Linked DNA regions of Homo sapiens: region 2 is linked to region 1. A link is a loop called in an ENCODE intact Hi-C map of the cell type or tissue named here. Cell type or tissue: Calu3. All regions are shown on one strand. Links, peaks and the distances in the headings refer to the core of each region. The heading gives the core; the rest is flanking DNA.

Region 1 (5,375 bases), core at 308-5,307:
TTCTCCTGCCTCAGCCTCCTGGTAGCTGGAATTACAGGTGCCTGCCACTACTCCTGGCTAATTTTTTTTTTTTTTTTTTTTGAGACAGAGTCTCCGTCACCAGGCTGGAGTGCAGTGGCCCAATCTTGGCTCACTGCAACCTCCACTTCCTGGGTTCAAGCACTTCTCCTGCCTCAGCCTCCCGAGTAGCTGGGTATTTTTAATAAAGACGGGGTTTCACCATGTTGGCCAGGATGGTCTCGATCTCCTGACCTCGTGATCTGCCCACCTTGGCCTCCCAAAGTGCTGGGATTACAGGTGTGAGCCATCATGCCTGGCCTGTTTGTATTTTTAGTAGAGATGGGGTTTCACCACATTGGCCAGGCTCCTCTCAAACTCTTGACCTCAGGTGATCCACCCTCCTCAGGCTCCCAAAGTGTTGGGATTATAGGCATGAGCCACAGCGCCCAGCCTCGAGAAGCAGTTTTTAGCTCAAAACATTTCTGTTCAATATTTCTTTACCTCCTGATGAATAAATACCAGTGCAAGGACACCAATGCCGAGCACACCCCCTACATAGCCTCATACTGAGGTCTCTGGGCTGGGGTTTTAGTGCCTGCTCATATCCTTATCTCTCAAGCCAAAGCAACCCTTATGGCCCTAAATTCTCAAGAGCTTACCATTGAGGCTCTTATAGATTTAACACCCAATACAGGGCCAACTCTGGAAAGGCACAGTGGTTTTTTTTTTTTAGACAGGGTCTTGCTGTCATCCAGGCTAGAGTATAGTGGATGGATCATAGTTCAATGCAACCTCAACCTCCTGGGCTGAAGCCATCCTCCTGCCTGACCCTCCCCAGTAGCTATGACTACAAGTGTGCACCACCATGCCCAGCTAAGTTGATTTTTATTCTATAGAGATGGGGTCTTGCTATGTTGCCCAGGCTGGTCTTAAACTCCTGGTCTCAAGGGATCCTCCCACTTTGGCCTCTTAAAGTGCTAGGATTACAGATGTGAGTCACTGCACCTGGCCAGGCACACTGTTCTTTGATGAAGGTTTGGTAACAGCAAAATCCATGAAGTGGACAGGCTCTGGAGCCATACTGTCTTGGGTCAAATCCCTACTCCACCATTAATTAGCTTTGAGATCTTATTACTTGACTAGGTGCAGTGGCTCACGCCTGTAATCTCAGCACTTTGGGAGGCTCCAATTGAAGACTAGAGCTCAGATTGCCTCCATGAAAGTTAGAAGGGAGAGGGCTGGGTGCGGTGGCTCACAACTGTAATCCCAGCACTTTGGGAGGCTGAGGCCGATGGATCATGAGGCCAGGAGTTCGAGACCAGCCTGGCCAACATGGTGAAACCCCTTCTCTACTAAAGATACAAAAAATTAGCCGGGCATGGTGGTACATGCCAGTAGTCCCAGCTACTCAGGAGGCTGAGGCAGAATCGCTTGAACCTGGGAGGCAGAGGTTGCAGTGAGCCGAGATCGCGCCACTACACTCCAGGTTGTTAACAGAGCGAGACTGTGTCTCCAAAAAAAAAAAAAAAATTCAAATTAGAAAAAAAAATGCAGGCCAGGCGCGGTGGCTCACGCCTGTAATCCCAGCACTTTGGGAGGCCGAGGTGGGCGGATCATGAGGTCAGGAGATCAAGACCATCCTGGCTAACATGGTGAAACCCCGTCTTAACTAAAAAATAAAAAAAAAATTAGCCGGGCATGGTGGTGGGTGCCTGTAGTCCCAGCTACTCGGGAGGCTGAGGCAGGAGAATGGTGTGAACCCAGGAGGCGGAGCTTACAGTGAGCCGAGTTCACGCCACTGCACTCCAGCCTGGGCGACAGAGTGAGACTCCGTCTCAAAAAAAAAAAAAAAAAAAAAGAAAAGAAAAAAATACAAAAATTATCCAGGTGTGGTGGCAGATGCCTGTAGTCCCAGCTACTTGGGAAGCTGAGGTGAGAGGATTGCTTGAGCCTAGGAGGTGGAAGTTTCAGTGAGCTGAGATTGTACCACTGCACTCCAGCCTGGGCAACAAGTGAGACCCTGTCTCAAAAAAAAATAAAATAAAATAAAAAAGAGTTAATCCCTCTGTTCCTCAATTTCTTTATCTTCATAAAGAAATGCTCATAATAATGAATACCTCTTTCACAGGCTTGTGAAAATTAAATTAGTGTGTATTTATATAGGAGTTTATATATATATATATATATATATATATATATATATATATATATGAGTTTAGAGATAGCCTTGTATACAGTAAGCACCTGAAAAATGTTAGCTACTATTGTTATTCCTGAAAATAACATGAATCAAATCATATAGTCCCTATACAATGAGAGGATATTACAAGAAATCAGTGGGCTTATATTAGGCCAGGCGTGGTGGCTCACGCCTGTAATCCCAGCACTTTGGGAGGCCGATGTGGGTGGATCACGAGGTCAGGAGTTCAAGACTAGCCTGACCAACATGGTGAAACCCTGTCTCTACTAAAAATACAAAAATTAGCCAGGCGTGGTGGTGCATGCCTGTAATCCCAGCTACTCGGGAGGCTGAGGCAGGAGAATTGCTTGAACCCGGGAGGTGGAGGTTGCAGTGAGCTGAGATCGCGCCACTGCACTTCAGCCTGGTGACAGAGCAAGACTCTGTCTCAAATAAAATAAAATAAAATAAAAAATACCAAAAAATGTTGACTTGGGTGAAAATACAATTTTCCATGAGGAAGATAATTAAGCCTTAGTGTTTTGTTTTGCAACTCAGATTTTCCACTTAAGACTACTGACTAGTGGGCACATGTACATCAATCTCTATCTATGTTGGGACTTGGTTCTAGCCTTCTGGGGAGAATTATCAGGAAATGGAAATGACCCACTAGGGTAGGCAGTGAGTTAAGGACCTCTCCTCACACTTCGAAGAGGTGCTTCAAGCAGTTTTCTTTTCTGGCTACTAGGAATTCCTATAGGGGCACGTGTGTGGGTGGGGCAGAGGAGCAGCATCTTTCCTTTGGCCATCTCCACCTAACGTAGCAGCAGCTTTTCTCTTTCCCCTAGACCTTCTGGGCTTTGAGTTCAAGGGATTAGGGAGAAGGCCACAGAGACAGCTTCCTTTTTGACAGACAGGCAGTAGCTAGGAATGGAAGCTACAGACTTCAGCAGGATGGCTTGGAGAAAACAGCAGTGCCCTCTGCTGTGAAGCATGCATGTGACACTCTAGGGCAAGAGCATGTGCAAACCTTGTCAAATAAAAAAATTAAAAGCCAGTCCAACCACTCAGGCACGTGCATGGGCCGCCCTATGGCTACAACCCCCCTTCCCTCCCACTCACTTTAAAAAAGTGTCTCTGTTCCAGAGCCTGGGAAGAGGGTATGTTTGTCTCTGTTCTGTCTCAGCCTAGGCTGTAGAGGGCTTCGTCCTGTTCCGTCCTGGGCTATCAGTCCTACTAGGTTAATACCAGAGAATGACAATGTTCAGTCAGTTCTACTGCCACCCAAGACCAAGTAGTGCCACACCTTACTACAGATAAAGGCCTATTCATATTAAAAAGCTCCAAGAAAGGAAACCCTGGCATACTGCAGAAGAGTACAGTTAAAAAATCTTCCTGAAGTCTAATGGATCTTGCTTTGTTTTATTCCTATCTTCATATATCACAAATCTCTACTTCCAACCATCCTAAATCCTAAAACTTGTCTTTGTGAGACGTGAAATGGAGTGGAGAAAAGACTTAAAAGTCAAAACCCCCCTAAGGCTATAGATAGGGAACTTTTTTTTTTTTTTTTTGAGATGGAGTCTTGCTTTGACACCCAGGCCGGAGTGCAGTGAAAAATCTTGTTCACTGCAACATCTGCCTCCCAAGTTGAAGTGATTATCCTGCCTCAGTCTCCCGAATAGCTGGGATTACAGGCAGCCACCACGATGCCTGGCTAATTTTTGTATTTTTAGTATAGACGAGGTTTTGCCATGTTAGCCAGGGTGGTCTTGAACTCCTGACCTCAGGTGTTCCGCCAGCCTCAGCCTCCCAAAGTGCTGGGATTACAGGTGTGAGCCACTGCCAAGAGGGAACCTTTGAGCCCAGCTGAGATCTGTCATTTGCCTTAGAGAATGTCTAGATACCACATGCTGCTGAGTCTGTGGTGCACTTTTAGTAACGCATACCATGGAATGATCTAGGAAAGGAAAGCCCAGGACATTGCTGAAGAAAACTGTTTGAAAGGCTTACCTTAATTCCAGAGCATTGGTTCATTTTTTTTTTGAGATGGAGTCTTACTCTGTTGCCCAGGCTAGAGTGCAGTGGATTTTGGCTCACTGCAACCTCCACCTCCTGAGTTCATGCAATTCTCCTGCCTCAGCCACCCTAGTAGCTGGGATTACAGGTGTGTGCCACCATGCCTGGTTAATTTTTGTATTTTTTTTAGTAGAGATGGGGTTTCACCATGTTGGTCAGGCTGGTCTCGAACTTCTGACGTCAAGTGATCTGCCTGCCTTGGCCTCCCAAAGTGCTGGGATTACTGAGCACTGGTTCTTAAGCCTTACCATGTATTAGAATTAACTGAAAAGGGAGATTTTTAAAACCCAGATTTCTGTGCCCTAACCTCACAAGTTCTGATTTAAGAGGTCTGGGGTGAGGCCTGAACATCTGTATTTCAAACAAGTTCAGATGATGTTGATGATCTAGGGTCCAAACTTTGAGAATTACTGGTTGTTTGGTATTTGTTTTTTGAGACAGTCTCTCTCTGTTGCCCAGGCTGGAGTGCGGTGGCACGATCTCATTGCAACCTTCACCTCCTGAGTTCAAGCGATTCTCCTGCATCAGCTTCCTGAGTAGCTGGGACTACAGGCACACGCCACCATGCCTGGCTAATTTTTGTATTTTTAGTAGAGATAGGGTCTCACCATGTTGGCCTCGAACTCCTGACCTGAAGTGATCCACCCGCCTCGGCCTCCCAAAGTGCCAGGATTACAGGTGTGAGCCACGGCCTAAGAATTACTGGTTTAGAGAAAAGCATGTTGGCCTCAGCTATGAATAAAGATAGTATGTCTGAAGTAGTCTAACTTGGTGATCTCCTCTGTAGACAGATCTTCTAGGAGCAGGCTAGGCTCACAATCACACCTCTCATTCTGTAGTGTTTATTTTTCCATTTTTAAAAAAGAAAGAGGGGGAAACAAAGAAGGAAAATACAAAGAAAGAAGGTAGACAACGCTCTTGCATAGCCCGAAGCCCAGAGAGAAAGAGTTGGCTGGCTTGTGAGAAGACATGAGGAGTTGGGAAAAGGAATGCCAGAGTTCCCTGAACCAATACAAATCTCTATGCAACTCAAGGCTGCCTTATAGAGCCAGCTCCAGGACTCTGCCACCAGCTTTCAGCTCTGCTGAAACCTAATCCATTCCCAGGCCTGGATACA
Region 2 (5,375 bases), core at 290-5,289, 60 kb before region 1:
ATATTCTTTCACTGTGTTTTCATAATGTTAAAAAAAGTTCTTATTTATGTGTTTTGCTATTTATAGATCATTTTCAAATGTTATATTGTTAAATCTTGTGAAGTAGGCATTATGCCCTTTTTCAGACAAGATTGGGCGCATTCAGGGTGGTATGGCCATAGACATTATGTTCTTTTTCAAAGAGCAATAATTCAGGCAGGTATGGTGTCTCACACCTGTAATCTCAGCACTTTGGGAAGCCAAGCCAGGAGGATCGCTTGAGTCCAGGAGTTTGAGACCAGCTTGGGCAACATGATAAAACCCTGTCTCTACAAAAAATTCAAAAGTTAGCTGGGCATGGTGGTGCACTCCTGTAGTCCCAGCTACTCAGGAGGCTGAGGTGGGAGGATTCCTTGAGCCTGGGAAGTCAAGAGGCTGCAGTGAGCCAAGATCACACCACTGCACTCCAGCCCGGGCGACAGAGTGAGACCTTGTCTCACAAAAAAAAAAAAAAAAAATTCAGTACCTATTTTATAGAGTTGCTATGACAATTGGAGATATGTACACTTAGTAGGTACTATTTCTTTTTTTTTTTTTTTTTTTTTGAGACGGACTCTCGCTGTCGCCCAGGCTGGAGTGCAGTGGCGCGATCTCGGCTCACTGCAGGCTCCGCCCCCCGGGGTTCACGCCATTCTCCTGCCTCAGCCTCCCAAGTAGCTGGGACTACAGGCGCCCGCCACCTCGCCCGGCTAATTTTTTGTATTTTTAGTAGAGACGGGGTTTCACCGTGCTAGCCAGGATGGTCTCGATCTCCTGACCTCGTGATCCACCCGCCTCGGCCTCCCAAAGTCCTGGGATTACAGGCGTGAGCCACCGCGCCAGGCCTAGTTAGGTACGATTTCTATAAGGAAACAGACATCATGGTTTATGGGTCACCCATCCATTTAGAGGTAAGTAAACCACCTAGAAGCAGCCCAGGATTGGAATCCACAAGAGCTGAAACCTGTCACGATCTAAATACACCTGCAAAAATCTCCCACTCCCTCTCCTCACTGGGCCTTACTTTTCTCCTTGTAAAATGGCAGAGCTAAGCAAGATGACTTCCAGGATTCCTTCTACCTCTGACAAGCTCCAAGTGAGGACTAGAGCTCAGACTGCCTCCATGAAAGTTAGAAGGGAGAGGGCTGGGCGTGGTGGCTCACACCTGTAATCCCAGCACTTTGGGAGGTGAGGCGGGCAGATCATGAGTTCAGGAGTTTGAGACCAGCCTGGCCAACATGGTGAAACTCTGTCTCTACTAAAGATACAAAAGATTAGCCAGGCATGGTGGCAGGTGCCTGTAATCCCAGCTACTCGGGAGGCCGAGGCAGAAGAATTGCTTGAACCCGGGAGGCAGAGGTTGCAGTGAGCTGAGATTGTGCCATTGCACTCCAGCCTGGGCGATACGGTGAGACTCTGCCTCAAAAAAAAAAAAAGTTAGAAGGGAGAGAGTGACTTCCTTGTTTTTGGTTTATTAATAATAAATACAGGCTGGGCACTACGGCTCATGCCTGTAATCCTAGCACTTTGGGATGTCTAGGCAAGTGGATCACTTGAGCCCAGGAGTTTGAGACCAGCCTGGGCAACATGGCGAAACCCTGTCTCTACCAAAAACACAAAGATTGGCCAGTCTCATAACCCAGTCCCTAAATAAATAGATTAAAATTTTTTTTAATTAAAAAAATTTAATAAAAAACAATAAATACATCAAAAGGCAGTGATGTAATGAAGAATTAAGAAGTCACTGTCGGCCAGGCACCATGACTCCTACCTTGGGAGGCCAAGGTGGGTGGACTGCTTGAACTCAAGAGTTCATGACCAGCCTGGACAACATGGCAAAACCCTATCTCTATAAAAAAATACAAAACTTAGCCAGGTGTGGTGGCATGCTCCTATAATCCTAGCTACTCAAAAGGCTGAGGCAGGAGAATCTCTTGAGCCCAAGAGGTCAAGGCTGCAGTGAGCTGAAATTGCACCACTGCACACCAGCCTGGCTGACTGATTGAGACTCTATCTCAAAATAATAAAGAATAAGAAGGGGCTGGGCGTGGTGGCTCATGCCTGTAATCCCAACACTTTGGGAGGCCGAGGCTGGTGGATCATGAGATCAGGAAACCGAGACCATCCTGGCCAACATGGTGAAACCCCATCTGCACTAAAAATACAAAAATTAGCTGGGCGTGGTGGCACATGCCTATAATCCCAGCTACTCTGGAGGCTGAGGCAGGAGAATCCCTTGAACCAGGGAGTTGGAGGTTGCAGTGAGCTGAGATCGCACCACAGCACTCTAGCCTGGTGACAGAGCGAGACTCCGTCTCAAAAAAAAAAAAAAAAAAAAAAAAAAGAATAAGAAAGAAAGCACTTCAAGCTTCTAAATACCACTCCCAAGTTTGTCACACATGACAACGTCGCGAACAACTTTATCCAGTCGCGTGCTGCCCCACTGAATGTTCTCCAGCGTTCCTTGGGGGCTGTAGTCTGGTCAAGGCTGATCCTCACCTAAAGTCCTTCCTGGAAAAAACTCAATTGCCTTTTTCTTCTGTGATCCCGGCTTTGTCCGACAGATGGAACCATTCCCTCCCTCCCCGCTCTTCAAAGGGCTTGACCGGAAAAGGTGTTTGCTCAAGAGCGATGTGGGACCAGACACCAGAGACCAAAGTAGAGAGAGGCTAAAGAACTTACTAAATCTAAGCCCGATGAGAACTGAAAGAACAGTCAGTTCCCAGCAAGGTTTCTTGACTTAGGCATTATTGATATTTTGAGCTGGTTAATTATTTGTTGGAGGTGGCAGTGGGTAGGAAGGAGGTGGGTGCTGTCCATGTATTCATTTAACTACAATTTATCTAGTTGTTACTATGTGCCAAGCTCTGGGAATAGACTGTTGAATGAAACAGTCAATTCCTGCACTCAGACATTTTTTTCTAGTGGGGGAGAAAGATGATAAACAATCATACAAAGAATTATGTAACAACAGTTACCATAAGTGCAGTGAAGGAAAAGCTTAAGAAGCTATGATAGGAGGCCTGTGCCAGGCTGTGGGCAAAGATGGCCATAAGTCCTCCATCCCTGGATATGTGCCCCTTTACAATATGACTTTGCATCAAGCGGTGAGTCTGTGTCCCTGCCTTTGAATCTGTGTTAGCCCTGTGACTTGCTTTAACCAATAGAAAGCAGTGAAAGGGATGTTATGTGACTTCTGAGCCTCAGTTTCAAGGGACCTTGCAACTTTAACTCTTGCCCTCTTGCTGCCCTGAAGGAACCAGGTTAGCCTCTTAGCTGTCCCAGATATTCCAGCTGTCCCAGTGGTTCCCACCATTCCGGCTGAGGCTTCAGATAGATGAGTGAGGCTATGCAGGAACAGCCAGCACCCAGTCAACCTGACAACTGACTGCAGCTGCAGAAGTGACCCCAGGCAAGACTGAACCCAGTCAGAATTGCAGAAAAATGAGCAAATACATGGTTGGGGGTTATTATGCAATGATAGACAACCAATACAAGGCCCTAACCTGGTCTAGGGCTAGAGGAGTGGATCAGAGGAGGCTTCCTTGAAGAAATTAGTCCAGCTAAGACCTGGAGATAGACCTAGAGTCAGCCCGGTAGAGCATAGGGGAAGAGCATTCAGGCAGCAGAGACAGCAGGTTAAGAACTATATGTATCTGAGGACCTAAGCAGGGAACTATATGTATCTGAGGACCTAATCAGGCAACACCAGATGGTCTGAAGAGAAGAGAGCCCAGCAGTATAGACAATGACCAATGAGCGGTGTGCTGTACTTAACCCATCACCCACCTCCATTCCCAAACTGACTTTTAGTTTTTGTTTTTTTATCACATTCTGGATACATCCATGGGCCGTGTCAAGCATGTAAATTTCATCTACTATGTATGTTGAAAAATTAAAGAGTTGAAAATACCTGTGGACATTAACCTGTCTCCTAGAAGCTAGGAAAAGGTTGAGTTACAGTCTTTTGGGGATGAACAATATGAAGATGACAAAGCAGGCTGAGCACGAGGAAAAAATGTATTTTTAATAGTTGTGATGACCATCAAAGCTATTATGACCCCATCTTCACTGATCTAAGCTCATACTTAAATGGAAATTTACTTGAAAAGCCCTTTCTTTGCATAATGGAAAGGCAGGCTTGTCCAATTCCATCTCCCCAAGGTAATGGCCCTAGGATGTAATGGGAGGCCTCACTGCCAGCTCTGCTCATCGGGGGCTCTCAGCCTTGTGTAGCCCAGCTTTGGTAACCCCCCTTCCCAGTGTCCTTTATCCCTATTACTCAGTAAAGTTCCCCTAAGGATGCCTCACCTCCAAGGTTACTGCTGAGAACCTTTAGAAAGAGGGAGAATTGATGGGGCTGACATCACTGTGTTGCTCGGCCTCTTCGTCTGTCTGGGGAAGATGATCCAGTGGGAGCTCCCCTGCAGGGCAATAGGCTGAGCCTGATCTCAGCAGGCTTCCCATCAAGCAGGCCAGAATGCTCATTTCCCCAGAACAATCACATAACCCTGCACCCAGGCCATCCCTCTGTTCCAGAAGCTGAGGAAGGAGGGCAGCCTGGACCCCAGCTGAGCTGACTGCCTTAGCTCCATCCTTATTCCACCGGGGACGAGGATCCTGCTGCTAGCTGATACCTAAGAGGGAGATGTTTACATTTTTAAAAGTTTATCTCTTTTTAGCTGGGCGTGGTGGCTCACGCCTGTAATCCCAGCACTTTGAGAGGCCGAGGCAGGTGGATCACCTGAGGTTGGGAGTTTGAGACCAGCCTGACCAACATGGAGAAACCCTGTCTCTACTAAAAATACAAAATTAGCCGGGCGTGGTGGAGCATGCCTGTAATCCCAGCTACTTGGGAGGCTGAGGCAGGAGAATAGCTTGAACCCAGGAAGGCAGGGATTGCAGTGAGCCGAGATCACGCCATTGCACTCCAGCCTGGGCAACAGGAGTGAAATTCCATCTCCAGAAAAAAAAATTGTCTCTTTTTAAAAATATTTATTTATTTATTTAAGATAAGATCTCACTCTGTTGCCCAGCCTGGAGTGCAGTAGTGTGATCTTGGCTCACTGAAACCTTGATCTCCTGGACTCAAGTAGTTCTCCTACCTCAGCCTTTGGAGTAGCTGGGACTACAGGCGTGTGCCACCAAGCCCAGATAATTTTTTGAGGAGACAGGGTCTCACTATGTTTTCCAGGCTAGTCTTGAACTCCTGGGCTCCAGGTAAAGAGCATTCTTGGGTCTGAGCTGCACTTTCTACACTTGTGGACCTGAGGAAGTAAGAAAGCTGTGCTGTTTTCTCAGGGAGGGCACACAAGGAGTGGCCACTGTTAAAATTGCTTTTGCAAAAATTATGACAG

The links. Hi-C counts contacts between places; a loop is a spot of excess contacts. Peaks named below come from ENCODE experiments on the same cell type or tissue, not always from the same donor. Only the 100,000 strongest peaks of a DNase experiment are listed, where the experiment ranks them.
Region 2: a loop joins it to region 1, with 7 times the contacts of the local background. A loop is called at or near these places in 64 of 110 quality-filtered maps.

What each region holds. Positions count from the first base shown.
Region 1 is chr5:138,280,185-138,285,559 of GRCh38, forward strand. It overlaps CDC25C (cell division cycle 25C), which reads right to left. Exons shown (of 14, transcript NM_001790.5): 14 at 5,085-5,375. Among named protein-coding and RNA genes, the nearest start is that of GFRA3, 8.3 kb to the left of the region's middle. In Calu3, for the core only: no CTCF peak of the experiment used is centred there; a DNase peak (open chromatin) is centred at 3,167.
Region 2 is chr5:138,220,382-138,225,756 of GRCh38, forward strand. No RefSeq gene overlaps it. Among named protein-coding and RNA genes, the nearest start is that of CDC23, 9.7 kb to the left of the region's middle. In Calu3, for the core only: a CTCF peak has its summit at 2,601 (motif pointing right); a DNase peak (open chromatin) is centred at 2,590.